Linked DNA regions of Mus musculus: region 2 is linked to region 1. Evidence: chromatin loops called from intact Hi-C (ENCODE). Cell type or tissue: gastrocnemius. All regions are shown on one strand.

What was found. Hi-C counts contacts between places; a loop is a spot of excess contacts. Peaks named below come from ENCODE experiments on the same cell type or tissue, not always from the same donor. Only the 100,000 strongest peaks of a DNase experiment are listed, where the experiment ranks them.
Region 2: a loop joins it to region 1, with 2.9 times the contacts of the local background. A loop is called at or near these places in 7 of 42 quality-filtered maps.

What each region holds. Positions count from the first base shown.
Region 1 is chr9:107,506,296-107,514,295 of GRCm38, forward strand. It overlaps Cacna2d2 (calcium channel, voltage-dependent, alpha 2/delta subunit 2), which reads left to right. Exons shown (of 38, transcript NM_001174049.1): 6 at 2,900-3,041; 7 at 5,706-5,837; 8 at 6,008-6,065; 9 at 6,759-6,809; 10 at 6,938-7,037; 11 at 7,178-7,336; 12 at 7,540-7,647; 13 at 7,750-7,828. Among named protein-coding and RNA genes, the nearest start is that of Gm34037, 20 kb to the left of the region's middle. In gastrocnemius, no CTCF peak of the experiment used is centred here; DNase peaks (open chromatin) are centred at 2,194, 3,922, 4,281, 4,656 and 2 more places.
Region 2 is chr9:106,900,405-106,908,404 of GRCm38, forward strand. It overlaps Dock3 (dedicator of cyto-kinesis 3), which reads right to left. Exons shown (of 53, transcript NM_153413.2): 48 at 6,826-6,964; 49 at 6,229-6,376; 50 at 1,367-1,485; 51 at 303-390. Among named protein-coding and RNA genes, the nearest start is that of Manf, 12 kb to the left of the region's middle. In gastrocnemius, a CTCF peak has its summit at 3,506 (motif pointing right); no DNase peak of the experiment used is centred here.

The DNA.
Region 1 (8,000 bases):
ATCCCAGTATGAGGGGCTCTCTGGGCTCCATGGGAGTAGAGAGGAGAAAGAAATAGACTTCAGGACTTCCTGGGGTAGGTACATGGGAGTGAGACATGGTGACATCTAAGCCCTGGCCCAGGACAGTAGAGGCTCCTTTCCTTGTGATTTGGGGAACTTTGCATCAAGCTATGTAGAGAACCCATGGCCTGGCCTCACTATCATTGCTTGGCCCCACATCTCTTGGTGGCTTCAAATACAGAGGCAGCCCAGTTCCTGCATCTGTTTCCAGATGGGGCTCAGCTCGAACCATGATAGTCTCCCAGAAGCAGCAACGCTGAAGCTAAACCATTTTATTTCCATATCCCATGACCTCAGGTCTTCTTGGGTTAGCTTGGAAGGTGGTGAGGTCCCCATCATGAGAGGGCTCAGCAAGAATGACTATGGGGTGACAAAGAGAGCCACAGAGGACACCAACAGTGTCCCTGGGTTCGAGCACTTGGGAGTAGCTAGTGTTCTGTGAACTTACCAGTGTCTGACTCCAAAGCACAGTGGTTGAACCTAACTGTAAACAGCGTGGGTGCAGTGGTATAGTGTCTAGTACTGATTTCTGTTTGCTGATACAAAAAACCCAAGGTCCAGCATCTCCTTTTCTGGCCCGGAGGCCTGGAGGCCTGGAGGCTTTCCTGGCCTATACAGAGGTAGCCTGTGACACAAGGGGTGGGAAGGCTGGAAAGGATACCTGGGCGGGAGGCCATCATGCTAGGTTAGCCTAGGAAGCCTTAGGGAAAGTGGGGGGCCTGAGAAGGAGGGGGTGGGCTCAAGCAGGTGCATTTCCCCTTGGCTGAGCTCCGTGGCTCCCGGAGAAGTTGCTAAAATTAAAGCTGGAATCTGAAATTCAAATGAAGAGCGAACCTTTAATTAGACCCTGAATCTAATTCCTTACCCCCCTCGGCAGCGGGCTGTAATTTTAGCAATCAGTACATTAAATATAAACCAGGAGACTACAGTTGCCCACCGCACTGAACTCCTAGGTTCCGCTAGCACTGAGAGCCCCCCTGGACAGCCTTGTACCCAAATCCTGACCAGGACACAGCTTCCTGCCTCCAGCAGCCCCCAACTCTATCCAGGACCCCAACCCTGGCTCCAAACGCCTCCCGCTCTGCCTCCCGGCCCTGCAGGGGGATTGAACTACCCAGTAGGGAAGCACTGCTCTAGTCAGGCCTGGGCTAGGGTCAGTGAGGCCAGAAGCTCCAAGCCTGATATAAATAACAGCGCTCGTGCATGTGCACTCTCGCGCACACACACACACACACACACACCAAGTCCCCTGCTTAGTGTGTTGTGTTGTTTTGTTTGGTTTGTTTTTAATCTTTGCCAGAGGTACAGTTAGAGATCTTTCTAGACCATTTACTTTTAAATTGCCAGCCAGAAGGTGGGGGTGGGGGAAGAGAAGGAGAAAGTTCGAAGGCTGAAGGCTTATCAGAATGGAATCCAAATGTCACATTAGTTGGGAAAGTTGGGAGATTAAATTTTTCAGTGCCCTTCATCTGCCGCTGACATTTGGGGGGGCTTTCTTCTCCCACGCCTCTCCCTCTGAGTGGAGCATACGTGGCTTACACCTCCCAGACCGCTGGCTCCCTACTCCAGCCCATATGCTCAGCAGCTGCCTACCCTGGCTTTACCCAGCACCTAAGGACATTCCAGGGGCTTCCCAAAGCGGGCAGGAGGTGGGCGTGCCCGGTGAAGGGCAGGAAGGACAATAGACAGCTTGAATGTTGATGTCCAAAACCATCCCTGAAAGATGGGTAGGGGACAGACTCGGGTCACTTCAGAGCTGTGTCCTAGGATGTGGCCTGGTGGAAATGACCTGGGCAGTAACCAAGAGATTGAAATGCTCTAGGAGGGAGAAGTCTGGGCTTCAGGGAGCCAAGGAAGAGCAACCCTGGAGACCCATTGGGAAAAGGATAAATGGAGCCTGCGCTGAACTTACTCAAAAGGGTCTTGGGTGGGGAAACAGGGTGTGGGAGTGTGTGGAGCATTCCACACGTCTCCCTTGCCTCCCTGTCTGGCTTTTTCTTCTTCCTCTGTACTTTCTCCAGCATCTTCCTGCCTTGCTTGCACACCTGCACTGGAGCCTGTTCCCCCATGGGCGGCAGCATCGTCTCTGTAGCCAAGGCGCCACTCCTGCCAGCCTGTAGTAGTAGGCGGCTGGGGGTTGGGGGGCTGCACAGCGCATGCCCAGCTTGCCTGGCCGAGAGATACCATAATTGGCACCTGTCAGGCAGCTGCAGCTTGTTTTAGAAAATCAACGGGGGCCTTTATAGTCCTGCTGCTAGCGGGCATGGTAGACCCTCCCTCTGTAGGTCACTCGGTCTCTGTACTAGCCCCCACTCATCTCTAGAGCTACCCTGCTATGGGAGATGGTTCCCCAAATGGGGCTAGGACTGTCTGGTACTAAAGGAGCCGGTATACGGCGGGGGTGGGGGGGAAGGGTGGGACTCAGCGGGGAGTATGGGGGTGCAAAGCTGCCTGCCAAGGCTTTGCTGTAATTGCACAAGGCGTGTCCTTGGAAGCAGAAGTCTGCAGCCCACTCCTAACTGGCTCTCCTGTTTGCCTCCTTCACTGACAGTTGCCTTTCAAGGATGTAGAGAAGGGGTCATTTGGTTTTGGTTTTAGCTGTGATTTGGCAAATGGATGGGCAAAGGCAGGCAAATTCACCCAGGGAAGCCTTCTGGATAAGGGGTCCATATGCTGTACCCATGTTCTCCCATGTCTCTCCATCTGTCTCTTGTCTCTACAATAACCTCTGCCCTTAAGATGACCCTGTCTTCTGGACTCTGGCCCTCCCTGTCCTCACCTGCGAGCCTAACCAACCCACTCACCATTTTCCTGACACGGGTGGGGGTGCTTTCTGCAGGATGACCCTGAGAGTGAAGATATGGAGAGGGGATCCAAGACCAGCGCCTTAAGGCTGGACTTCATCGAGGACCCAAACTTCAAGAACAAAGTCAACTATTCATACACGGCTGTGCAGATCCCCACAGACATCTACAAAGGCTGTAAGTGTAAGGGGAGGGGGGAAGAGCCCTTCCCACCCACGTGGGGTAGGGCCCACTCCCTGAGCATTCCAGGTCCCTGAGATAGAAAGCTAGTGCCACCTACCTCTGGCCAGTCCCCTGCACCCAAGGTCATACACGTTCATTTCTCTGACCTACCCACATATAGACCTTCACACTTGGCAGAACTTGAAACACAGCTTCTTTGCTGGTATGGTCTAAGCCTATGTGTACACATATCCCACATATACATGCACACATACATCCCTTGCTCTCACTGCTGGGCTGAATGCCCCCAGAACAGCCCCTTGCCGCCCCTGCCCGTCTCTGACTCTATTAAGAGGGGCTGGCTGGGAAATGCCAGCATAAGGTGGACACAGAGATTAAAGGCCGCAAGGCAGCTGCCGTAGACAACAGTCACAGGCCTGACTAACCCACTTCTCTCTATGGCCCAGAGCTGAAAGAATGGGAAATGGTTTCTATCCTGCAATAGCCAAGAGTGTGGTGAAGGGGGACCAGGAAAATATGGTTGAGATTCCAAGTCCCAGGGGTGGGACAGCTTTGCACAGTGGAGTCATTATAGCTCCAGTCTACTGCTGGGGCCCCTCATCTGGTGTTTGGCTCTAGGCATCTTCTCCATATACTGTTCCAGTTCCTTAGGAACTTCCTCCAGCAGTAGATTGAAGGCCCTGCCTGGTTCTGACATTACCATGTGAGCACCTACCTATAGGACAGTCTCAAAATCTGCTGGGTTTGGAGGAGGTGGAGGATGGTGTGCTGGGATGCTGGGGAAATGGGGGCAAAGGAGGCAGAGCTACTGTATAGGTTCCAGGAAAAGGGGGAACCCTAGGGTCTTCCAGGAAGCCCCTGTCGCCCTCAACGTCAGCCAGCCCCGCCCCCAGCAGGATGCCAGCAGATCACCTGCATGAGCCAGTCGAGAGGCACTATCACAGGCAGGCACACTAATTAAAACAGGAGCCACACCACCCTCCCCAGTCACCCCTCGCTACCCACACAAATTACATTTTATATGTTCTTTATTTACTGTGTCACTTTTAATTAAATCTGTAATCGCCTGCCTGAGGGGGCATGGTCCCCATTTCCCAACTCACTGTGATCTGAGGGTGTGCGCATGGGTGTGGCGTGGGCGTGTGTGCATGTGGGGGTATTCGCTTCAGTGTGTCATACAGGTATGTCCTTGTGGTCGCAGATATCTGTAGGGACAATCCACCTGCAGCAAGAGTCACCCCTCTGCTGGCAGCCTGAGGGACTTCCAAGTTTCTCAGACAGGAAGAGGCCCAGGGATGGGTAGGCATGCCATGCAGACTCAAGGACACATGGCATTGTGCGAAACATTTGGGTGCCACGCTTCATTTTTTCCTTAAAAAGAAAAATAGAAGTGTTCAACTCACTAGGCTTCTAAATCAGAAACAGGACCATAACACGCTGCTCAATAGGCAGAGCCAATGGAAGAAAGAGGTTTCATGTTGATATTGTGGTCAGTTAAGAAGAACCAGAGACAGAGAGGGATGAAAGCCAAGCTCAGGGAGCAAGACAGCAGAGACACAGCACAGCCCGCACACAAAGCAAAGGCAGAGGGGCGGGCGAGGGTTGGCAGGCCCCTGGGCACCGGCAGGGCCTGAGAGGCTGTCAGGCACAGCTCATCTGTTCTCAGGGAATCAAAGGCCTGAGAGAACCTTCTCTGCCTGTCACTTGAGATCTCTGATAGGGATCACGGAGGGTAGAGTGGCCTGATCCAGTGTAGAGATAAAAACATGCCACACACACACACACACCAGGTAGACTTCGGGGCACCCTGAGTGATGGGACAAGAATGCCATCCAGGTTGGTCAACAGAGTAGAGATCAGCCTTGGTCGGTGGTAGGCCTGGCAGAAGGGAGGGGCCACCCAAGTGCAGCCACAGGGGTTAATGAGGGTGGGTAACTGGTGGTGAGAGCTCCTGTGTACCCCTCGCCCATGGTAGCAATTGGGTGGGTTTGGGCGTAAGGGGCTGGGGCTCCTACGTTTGGCTGGAAGCACAGAAATTAGAGGCAGCGATGCCTGCCATGGATGCAGGCTGTATGTACGTGCGCATATGTGTGCAAGTGTGTGTGCGCGCCTGTGTCGGAAGAGGATCCTGGCCCCACCCCTGCCCCTCTGCAGCCCCCACTGCTGCCCCTGCCTGCTCCTGGCCCCAGTTGATTAATCATGGAGCTGAGTGGCTTCCAGCTTATCAGGTACCTTAATAGCTGAATAATTCCAGCCCCATCAGCGGGCCCTTAATTGCTTTCTTGTGGCTGCGGCCTGGAGTGCATGCTGAGTGGGTGAGCTCCCTGGGGGCCGGCTGCAGGCTCCAGGCAGCATGCTGGATGGGGGCCCAACTCACAGCTCCCTGCCACCCAGGCGGCCCTTCTCCACAGGCCACAAACCACATCAGCCCTGCTTGCTCACCGAGGCCTGGATGAGGGGTAGGCTGAGATATTCCTTTGATGATTTAGAGGAGGGAGAGCAAGAAAATCTCCCTGGAAGAGCTGGTGTGGCCCCACATGAGATCCTGGGAAATCAAAGAAAGCCTGGGCAGGCAGAAAGCAGGGGAGGCCACGGAGATGGGTTTAGCAGGGGGCGACCCCGAACCTCCCAACCCCAGCCTTCTGCCCTGCCCCTCAGCTACCGTCATCCTCAATGAGCTTAACTGGACAGAGGCCCTGGAGAACGTCTTCATTGAGAACCGTAGGCAAGACCCTACACTGTTGTGGCAAGTCTTTGGCAGTGCCACGGGAGTCACTCGCTATTACCCAGGTAGGCACCACTGTCTCCCTGGCCCATCCAGCACCCGTCTTGCTCCATCTCCAAGCCTACCCATTCTGAGGTCCATGGGGTACAATGAACCAGGTCAATCCCCATCACTCCCGCCTGCTCCAGTCAGACCCTTCTGCCGGGCCGGGCCCCTTCACCCCCTCTTTCCACAGCCACACCATGGCGAGCCCCCAAGAAGATTGACCTGTACGATGTCAGAAGACGACCCTGGTGAGTGAGCAAGGGGGGTGGAGGCGAGACACCCCCTCAACTCCCCATCTTTCGTGCCCGCTCCCCTCCCTCCCAATATCCAGACCTCCGAGCAGGGCGCAGCCAGCTCTATCCAATTTTCATTTCACACATCGCTGCCACTGGAAAATGGATCCCATCGCCCAGGCAAGCCGCCCAGCTGCCTCTGCCCCCACGCGTGTCGTCCACTACCCAGCCCCCCCACACCCACTCAGAACTGAAAGCAGACCAGGGAGGGTGCTTCCAGGGGTAGCTAGAGCCTCCGTCAGGTCAGCCGGCCCCACCTACTCATTTGATCCCTGGACACCCCGACCCTCTGCTCTGCCTCTCTCACACTACTCCATGATCTTCCCTCCCTCCTCCATTACACAGCCAGACTCTCTGGAGTCTCTCTAGGACAGAGGACACAAGCCACTAAAGCCTTCTGTCCCCGTGGATCACCTGCCCCTCCCCCTCACCTCTTGTTTACTTAATGAGGGAACCAGATCACTCACGTCACAAGAAAAAAAAAACTGTCTTTTTTATTGAGCATGGTCTTCCCAGTGCCCAGGCCCATTCCAACCCCCATAGTGCGTGGTCAGTAGAAAGAAGCACAGGAATCAGTAAGTGGGTGGAAGAAGGAAGACCCCGCAGGTCCCGGAGGTGCCGTCCTTAACTGAGTCTTCTCACTGGCAGGTATATACAGGGGGCCTCATCACCCAAGGACATGGTCATCATTGTGGATGTGTGAGTGAGCCTTGTAGGCTGGTGGGATGGGCTAGGACTGGACTCTTCTGCCCGGGCACCTTATGAGGGAAGGACGGGAAAACCCTGAGAGCCCACATGCATGCGCCCCCTCCATGCCTGGTTTCCAGGAGTGGCAGCGTGAGCGGCCTGACTCTGAAGCTGATGAAGACGTCCGTCTGTGAGATGCTAGACACGCTCTCTGATGATGACTATGTGAACGTGGCCTCAGTGAGTGGCAAGGTGGCAGGCAGGATGGGTACCACTCACCCCCATCCAACCTGCTCCCATGACAACCATCAGCCCTGTACAACAGCTGCACACTGTGTGGCCAGCCTGAAGCCACTCACCACCCCCCACTGTCCCCACAGTTCAACGAGAAGGCGCAGCCTGTGTCTTGCTTCACACACCTGGTGCAGGCCAATGTGCGTAACAAGAAGGTGTTCAAGGAAGCTGTGCAGGGCATGGTGGCCAAGGGCACCACAGGCTACAAGGCCGGCTTTGAGTATGCCTTTGACCAGCTACAGAATGTGAGCCCCACGGGTGGGCAAATGGGTAGCAAGGGGTGGGCGAGGGACCAGGCTTAGTGACATGGGAAGATGAAGATGGATTGCCTTGTTAATAGTAAACAGGCAGCTTAGACAGACAGTACCATCTGCCGTGAGGGAGGAAGCCCCACCCTGGACCTGTGAGAGACCAAGGATTGCCTGACTCTGTGTTCATCCTCCACTAGTCCAACATCACGCGGGCTAACTGCAATAAGATGATCATGATGTTCACGGATGGGGGTGAGGATCGCGTGCAGGATGTCTTCGAAAAGTACAATTGGCCCAATCGGACGGTGAGCCTCAGCCCTGGTGGGTGGCTGCCCTGAGCTGGGTCCAGGACGGGAGAGGGCCGTCGTCCTCCGGTGGCCATTGTGATAACCTCATCGTCCCGGCAGGTACGTGTGTTCACGTTCTCCGTAGGACAGCATAACTATGATGTCACACCCTTGCAGTGGATGGCCTGTACTAACAAAGGTACCTCATCGGGTTTCAGCCTCTGCCTGCTGTGTCCTTCTGCTAGCTGTCCATCCATGTGTCCAGCTGTCTGTTCACGCACTGTGTGTCTGTCCTTCCATACATACCCTTTTTCCGGTGCTTTGTCTATTTGGTGGGCTGTCTTGCTTGACCATCTGGCTGTATGTCCCCT
Region 2 (8,000 bases), 610 kb before region 1:
CAGGAAGAACGTGGGGAGTGATGCCCACAGCAGCCTGAGTTACAATGAATACCTCAAGGCAGATGGCAGTTGGGCCTCTATGAGGGTGGCCCTGGAGAGAGGGAGATATACAGATAGACAAACAGGATCCATGCCAGGTGTGGTCTAAACAGTGGACCAAGGAACTGGTTAGCACTATGTCTAGGTAGACAGACCAAGGCATTGGGTTGTGGCTCAGGACTGGACAGTTTGTAACTCAGGAACAAGAGTCAGACACTCAAGATGGGACACACAAGAGAGAGTTCCTAGAGTGGGGAAAGTACCTTTTTCAGCCATAGACAGATTGGGGTCACTGCAGGGTTTACAGGCTCCAACTACTTGCTGGAACAGGGCCCGCTGGAAGTTTGGTGGCTGAGGGAAGGAGAAAAATATCAGAGTGTGAAAACAGCCAGCTACATTGTGGGAGGCAGGAGGCAGGACGGCCTAAGCTCACATGAGGATATCAAAGCAGTAAGAGGGCTCATGCTGAGATGTGCCAAGAGCTCCACACCAGCCCTAGGAAGTCTGTTGCAACAGTCCAGGTATATTTGGATCCGAGCATTTCCATGGATACTTGAGACATCACCCAGGTTGTCTTGTGCAGGACATAGGTGCCTTCCATTATTTTACTATCACATCTTTCTGTTTGCCAGAGAGACCACTGACAGAAAGGTTTAAATTCCCTGTCTGCCTCCCGAGCACTGATAGGTCTTAACTCTTGGAGAGCCCCACCCAGATCCAGGTTAGCACTAAGGGGAGAGAAAGCAGCAGCCAAACCTGGAGTCTGGCAGGTACCATTGCTCTGCTGAGCGGCTCCTCCCATCAGATCTGACTTCTGCTGGCAGAGAGGTGCCACTGAGAAACTCCTGGCACTTTAGGCCTAGGGCAGTTATGGGCTTGGAAGAGAAAGGCAGGGGTAAACTGCACAGGGTCAAGTGTTACTTGCTGGTCCAAGCAGGGTGTCTACAGAACTAAGTTTTAGGGGCAACCTTAGCAAGTCACAAAGACATCTTCATACCATTGCTTACTACAGCTTTCTCAAGATGTTATAAAAGCCAACCTCTTATGCCAGAGCAATGGGGAATGAGTAGTCCAGAAAGCTGGCCAGAGGTTTGGATAGATACCCAAGCAAGTCTAGCCTCAACTCTGTTGCCTCATACCTGCACTGCCTTGATTTCTGGCCCTCAGATTCACTGTCCTCCTCAAAACAGGAGTCGCAATCCAACAGCCTTCTTACAGAAGAATGAGGGAGGCATGCAAGACTGTGCAAAGGTTTAGCAAATGCAATGAAGGAGCCCAAGCCAACACACTTGTAGCAGAGGACAGTCAGTCAGGCTAGGTCTGCTACCTGTCCATTCTCTAGGATGGCTGCTGGATACATGGCACTGCTTGGGCGGTCCCGATGTGTAGGCAACAGCAACATCATTTCCCGGGCATGTCGGTACTTATCTGGCAGAGAGGGAGAGCCTGTAACCAAGTGAGAACAATCACGAACAGATGACAAACCACAGATGGAAGGCTCAGTGGCCACGCATCCTTAGGACCAGGGTAGGTGTCCCTCACAGTAAGGAATGAACTAACTCAGCAGAGCACGAGAGGAGTGAAGCGTACTTAGTGCTGGATGGTGAAGCTGTCCTTGATATCTTGGCTGACAGAGGCTACCATCATACCCAGAGGGAAAGGGTAAGGAGAGCTGAAGCCTGGCGCAGAGTTCCTGGGGTTTCTGAACCTTGTGCTCTAAGGGCAGAGGTGTGGTCTGGACACTAGCATCTTCTAGAGGTTCCGGGTGGGAGCCAAGGCCAGCTTGTGACAGAGCCATAAAACAAGGACAAGAGACACTTGAAATAACAATCACAATGTTCTGACTTGACACACACTTACCTTCTTCAAACACCAGTGATTCTATTTTCTGCTGGCTTCCTTTTAGGCATATCCCTTCCAGATGGTAGGCTCCCAGAACCTTGGTTCTGCCTATCTGTTGGAGCTCTGCCTATTGCAGTTCTTAAAGCCAGTCTAGCTGGAAGTGCAGGCCCCTGCACATAGGCGGGTTTGACCCTTGCCTACTTCCCTTGATAAGCATGGAACTAATCAAGAAGTTAAGGGACTTATACTAGGCTCTTTTTGTGTTGTTGGTTTTCTCCAGACAGTTTCTCTGTTAACAGATCTGGCTGTCCTGGAACTCGATCTGTACACCAGGCTGGCCTCAAACTTGAGATCTGCCTGTGTCTGCCTCCCAAGTGCTGGGATCAAGGATGTGTACTACCACTACCCAGCTTCATGACCTTTTCTATGAAGACACTGCAGTGACTCTAGCTGAGGTAGAGCACTGAGGATCTTCTCATCTGTGGTTCTTAAGAAAACTTTCTATAGAAGCAGTAAGATAATGTGCTAGCTTTCCTGTGATGGGGTAATATGAACAGTTCTGCAAATACATACTTTATTGAATCAGACAACAGACTACCCACCAGTCCCTTCATGGCAAAGTCATCTGGACCCCAATGCTTCTGGCTGATTCAGCTCTGAGAAGCTGGGTAGTGGAGACTAGCCCACTGGCTTCAGCGGACAGGTGTCTTTGCAGATCCTAGGCAGGCTCTGAGTCCCTGAAACCCACCATCACCTGGCCTTTCCTGAGCCTGTGGTGCCAGCACTGTAACAATATCCAAGCAAAGCAAACCCAGGTCTTCAGCCAGCTCACTGCATGAGTCCTTGAAAAATCCTCCTGTCCATTGTAGTCCAAAAAGTCTGTGTAAATACCAGCAAGTATCCTTTTTCAGTTATTTTTGTTACTTTTTCTGTTGCAGTCCTGAGAGAACCTCTAGGCAGGCTTTAGGACTTATCTTTTACAATGGCCTACACTGATAAGGGAATGTATAAAGTATGGTTATTTAAAGAAATTAAACTTCTTGTTTTGTGGCTTTACTGATTTTCATCTTGTTTTTAATAATCTCAAGAAGATAGATGTTTAAAGAAAAGAAAAAAGGGGGGTGGGGAAGCTCCAAACCCCACTGTTTTTTTCTCCTGCCTTCCCAGCTGAGAGACTGAGCTCTTTGGACATCTCTGAATGTGACTATCCAAAAAGGTCAAAAAATAAACATCACTTTGACATCAGCTCAGTCAAAACACGGCTCATGATGCCAACTGTGCATCTACGCCTTGATCCACGCTGGGGCTGTGATGGAGCAACATCCTCCCGAAGGTCTAGGAGCTCTGCTGAGGACTTACCTCCCAACTGTGGTGCCCCTCTTGTGACAGAACAAAGGATGACTGTACATTAATTTTCTTCAATTCAGCTGACTCACTTGTCTCTGCCCTAGGCAGCCATCCCTTGGTGGGACAAGGGTGATGTTAATGTTAAGACATTTAAATACCATAAGGGCTTGTCCATTCATAGGACTTTTGAATTGCTTCAGGTGCACTCCAAAAACCCTTAGGCAAGTTGGGTCCTAGTCCACTGGATTACACATCTATTTCACTGGCTTATTCTGCCTTTTGATCACCAGGGGGAGCCACGGACTTACAAGAATAAGACTGTACTTTGCAGGCCTCTGGTCTTACAGATTTCCACAGTTACAGGAACCATAGCACAGGGTGTCAATGGGTGTCAAGGAAGGACAATGATCTTATGATGTAGGAGTGAGGAGGAGGATTGCACTCTAGACCTGATTTAAGGAAGCTTTTTCCTTCACTTACCAGTGACAAGAAGACATTAATGAATGAGCAGACCACTCACTGCCTTGTTTGCCAAGAGTACCTCCATCATTAGAGGACTGGTGAGTGTCAAGACATGTAGCCCCAATTCAGCATTCACCTCCTCCCTGAACTGCTCTTCTGAAGGTCATGAGTTCAAATCCCAGCAACCACATGATGGCTCACAACCATCTGAGCAGAGCACAGCCAAAGGTGATTAAATTAGCCTGTGACTGCTCTGCTGTAACCTTACCCACTTCTCCTCACTTTGTCAAGGTTTTCCAGGCTGGTCACTGCACCTTTCCACCAGGACATACTACATCAGCTCTTTCCATTTTGTCTGCTGAGGGTCTCACAGGTTTGTATACATTGAAAGAGCCCTTCCTTAATGTTATATGTTTATACTGTCTTTCTTTGTATACAAAATAATTAGAAGAAAAAGAACTCATCCTTCTGAAGTCTGAAATCAATAGCCAGTGACTGGTTGACAGATCAGACCACTTTGCATGGCAAGCATCTCAGTGGGAAAGAACTGGGTTTTCTCCTGGGTCCTGTCCCTTTACTGACACAGAAACCCAATTCTGGCTACCAAGTGGAAGCATGGCAGAAAAAACTGCCAGCGCAGGATCTAAAGTCAGCTAGGGAGAGGTGACCCAATCCTGCAAGCCTGGGTGCTGAAAATACAAGCATTTCTAACCCGAAGGTGGGGCTGGTAGGCAGAGAGAGAGAGAGAGAGAGAGAGAGAGAGAGAGAGAGACAGAGACAGAGACAGAGACAGAGACAGAGACACACAGAGAGAGAGAGACAGAGAGACAGAGAGAGAGACAGAGAGAGAGACACAGAGAGAGAGACAGAGAGACAGAGAGAGAAAATGAACAGTCCCTAAGCAGGCATCACTTTTCAGGCATTATTTAAGGTATATAAATATCAATGCCTGAGTCCTTGTGACAAATACGATCAGTGATAAGTAAATACTCCGGTAGACATGGAATTAAAGGCGATTAAAAGGAGACAGGGGGCTGGAGAGATGGCTCAGGGGTTAAGAGTGCCGACTGCTCTTCTGAAGGTCATGAGTTCAAATCCCAGCAACCACATGATGGCTCACAACCATCTGTAATGAGATCTGATGCCCTCTTCTAGGGTGTCTGAAGACAGCTACAGTATACTTACATATAATTAATTAATAAATCTTTAAAAAAAAAAGGAGACAGATTTTACACACGACTGGAAACATTTCCAGGTGCTAGCCTTCATGGCCCTTTAGTGAGTGATGATGGTCCACAAGCTGGCTGTATCTAAGGTTAGACCTAATTCAGTAACAAGGGCTCCAAACTGGCCCCAAACAAAGCCAAAAGGAAAACTGACAGTAATATATGCTATTGTTTATTTATTACTGGCCTAAGAAATCTAGAAGCTAAGAAATCTAGAAGGTAAAACTGACAATAGTAAATGCAGGTTGTTTTTAACCTTTAGGTGTGCCCTAAATTTAGACTACCCAGAACAACTCTGAGCTAGCCACAGGCTAATCCAAACTTAGATTTTTTTCCCTCCTTAGTGGGTATGAAAGGTGGAGAACTGCTTGTACACTCAAGGCCTTGTCTATGGCCTCCCCTTAGGAAGGAGATTTTGTACCCATCAATAAAAACTGTACAAGGAGGACAAGCATGGTGGCACTTCCTGAACCCCAGCATTTGGGAGGCAGAGGCAGGTGGATTTCTGTAATTTCCAGTAGTCCTGGTCTATACATTGAGTTCCACACCAGGTAGGGACTACATAGTGAGAATTTATCTCAAAACAACAACAAAAACCCCAAACAAAAATCCCCTCCCCAAATCACAAAGGCATCAGCTGCGCAGTCTCTTGTCTTCTAATACACCCTTGTTACTTTTCATTCAACTAAAAACCTCCCTCTCTCCTCTCTTCATTTCACTTTCCTCGACATCTACCCAATTCTAAACCTTATCCCGACACTCTGGGAATGTCCGTTCCGTTCCCATCTTTCCCAAAGATTTTCACTCCTTGTAGCTTCTTGTAGATTTATATTGCTGAACCTACCTGCTTTTTTGACTTCTAACTCAGAAAAGTTTAACTCTCTCTTTCCTTCTTCCACATCTCTCCTCCAGGCTGCTGGTGAGAATTCCAGCTTGCCTGCCTTGTTATTTTTCTCTAACTTCAAAAACTTCTTTATCAGGCTGGAGAGATGGCTCATTGGTTAAGAGCACTGACTGCTCTTCCAGAGGTCCTGAGTTCAAATCCCAGCAACCACATGGTGGCTCACAACCATCCGTAATGGGATCCAGTGCCCTCTTCTGGTGTGTCTGAAGACAGCTACAGTGTACTTATATATAATACATAAGTAAATCTTTAAAAAAAGACCTTCTTTATGAATCTACAAAAGGAATTCAGTGTCCTTTGGCGACAACAAGGCCACTCTCAAAGACACAAAGCCAGATGAAAGGAAGAGAAATAGAGTTCACAAAGCTTTGTGTTCTCCTTCAGCAAGCAGCATCCTGCCATCCTTACCTCGGGTGCTGGAAGGGGCAGAGGTGATCATCTGGGACGGAGCTGAATGTGTAGAACTCAGGCTGGAGGAAGAAGGGCTTGCCTGGGACGAGGACAGAACAGAGACGTTGGTGACTGAGCCCTGGTACCTGGGGTTGTGATATGCAAGCTGCAAAGGAATAGAGATGAGTACGTCTGAGAGCTCAGTGCTGTAACCCTGGCAGAGACAGAGAGAGCTGGCTCATGCACTCATGTCCTAGAAGACCCAGGCCAAGTGACAGATCCTTTACTGCGGACCAGGCTGGAGGCTGCACTGATGGTGTGCGCTAAGGACAATCCACACCATCCACATGGAGCAAGACAGTTGCGTTGGCTCTATTGTGCTGTACATGGAGAAGAAAGGAGGGCTTAGCTATCAGGATTGCCAAATAGGACACTAATTTGGCAGAAGATCTTGGCCATGCAATTCATAAGAGGAGATAGGTCTGAAAAATGCGGCATGGGAACTAAGACTTGGGGTGGTTTAGAGAAAGAAGGCAGCCTTGCTAGCTATGGAGACTCCAGAAAGGCGAGTCCTCTAGCCGTGGTACCCTGCTCATTCTTGCATAGCTCAGGTACCTGCATGTGGTGGTAGAGGTCTTCAGGAGCTTCACCCATAGAGTTGTCACCCATCATCATCATGTTTCCTGCTTCACTAGATGCATGTGAGGAGAGAGAGGATGAGGAATGGCGGCCTGTGCCCATCAAGTTCATGGGGCTGTGATCAAGAACAGGAAATAGGAAGGAATCAGGCAATAGCTAAGAAAGCATGGTAGGCAGTAGGAGGAAAGGACAGATGCATGAAACTGACACGTAACCCAAGCCAGCACTTGTTCGCAGGATTCTATAGCCAATGTTCACACCTGTCTGAGGCCTAGAGGAGTTCTGAGCCTCACTCTGTCACTGGCCTGAGAAGGCTTATGCTAGTGCAATCTCTTTAGAGTTAAATGGATTACAGCCATTCAGAATGAAAGCACTAGCAGTTTATCAGGAGGAATGAGAGACAGAAATGACAAGTCAAGTCCAGGATCCTATACTCTTTCTATGGAATGTTAGTCTGAACATTGCCTAACCCAGCATACACTATTTTAAGATCTGTTCTGAGAGCAGAGGCAACTTACTGATATGAAGATACTATCAAAAGAGACAGATGTAAACTATCTATGGTTACAAGTATCCCAACAACTTTCCTCTACCAACACTAGCAGGCCCTCTTCATTTGTTCCTCTTCTCATTAGCTGAGTAGCCACTCTATTGAGCTGCATGCTGGAAAATAAACGAATCTAAGAGAGAAATTCATTGCAGTAAATTTCTCTCCTAAAGCTGGCTTCCTGTCATAAAGGCTTTGAGTATTCCCACTTGAGACTGTTCAGTCATTGCTTAAATGCCACACCACTGTCATTATTCCCTTCCTTAAAAACAATCAACAGGGGCTGGTGAGATGGCTCAGTGGTTAAGAGTGCCGACTGCTCTTCTGAAGGTTCGGAGTTCAAATCCCAGCAACCACATGGTGGATCACAACCATCTGTAACGAAATCTGATGCCCTCTTCTGGAGTGTCTGAAGACAGCTACAGTGTACTTACATATAATAAATAAATAAATCTTTAAAAAAAATCAACAATCCTCATTCTCTTTGGAATCCTATCCAAAGGTACACGTGAACAAGGCCCATGCTGAGCAAGCCCTGGCCCCTGCCAATGCTCAGGAATCCTGCACCCCAGTCTTCTCTCTCTGGAGGGAACCTTCCCAGCCC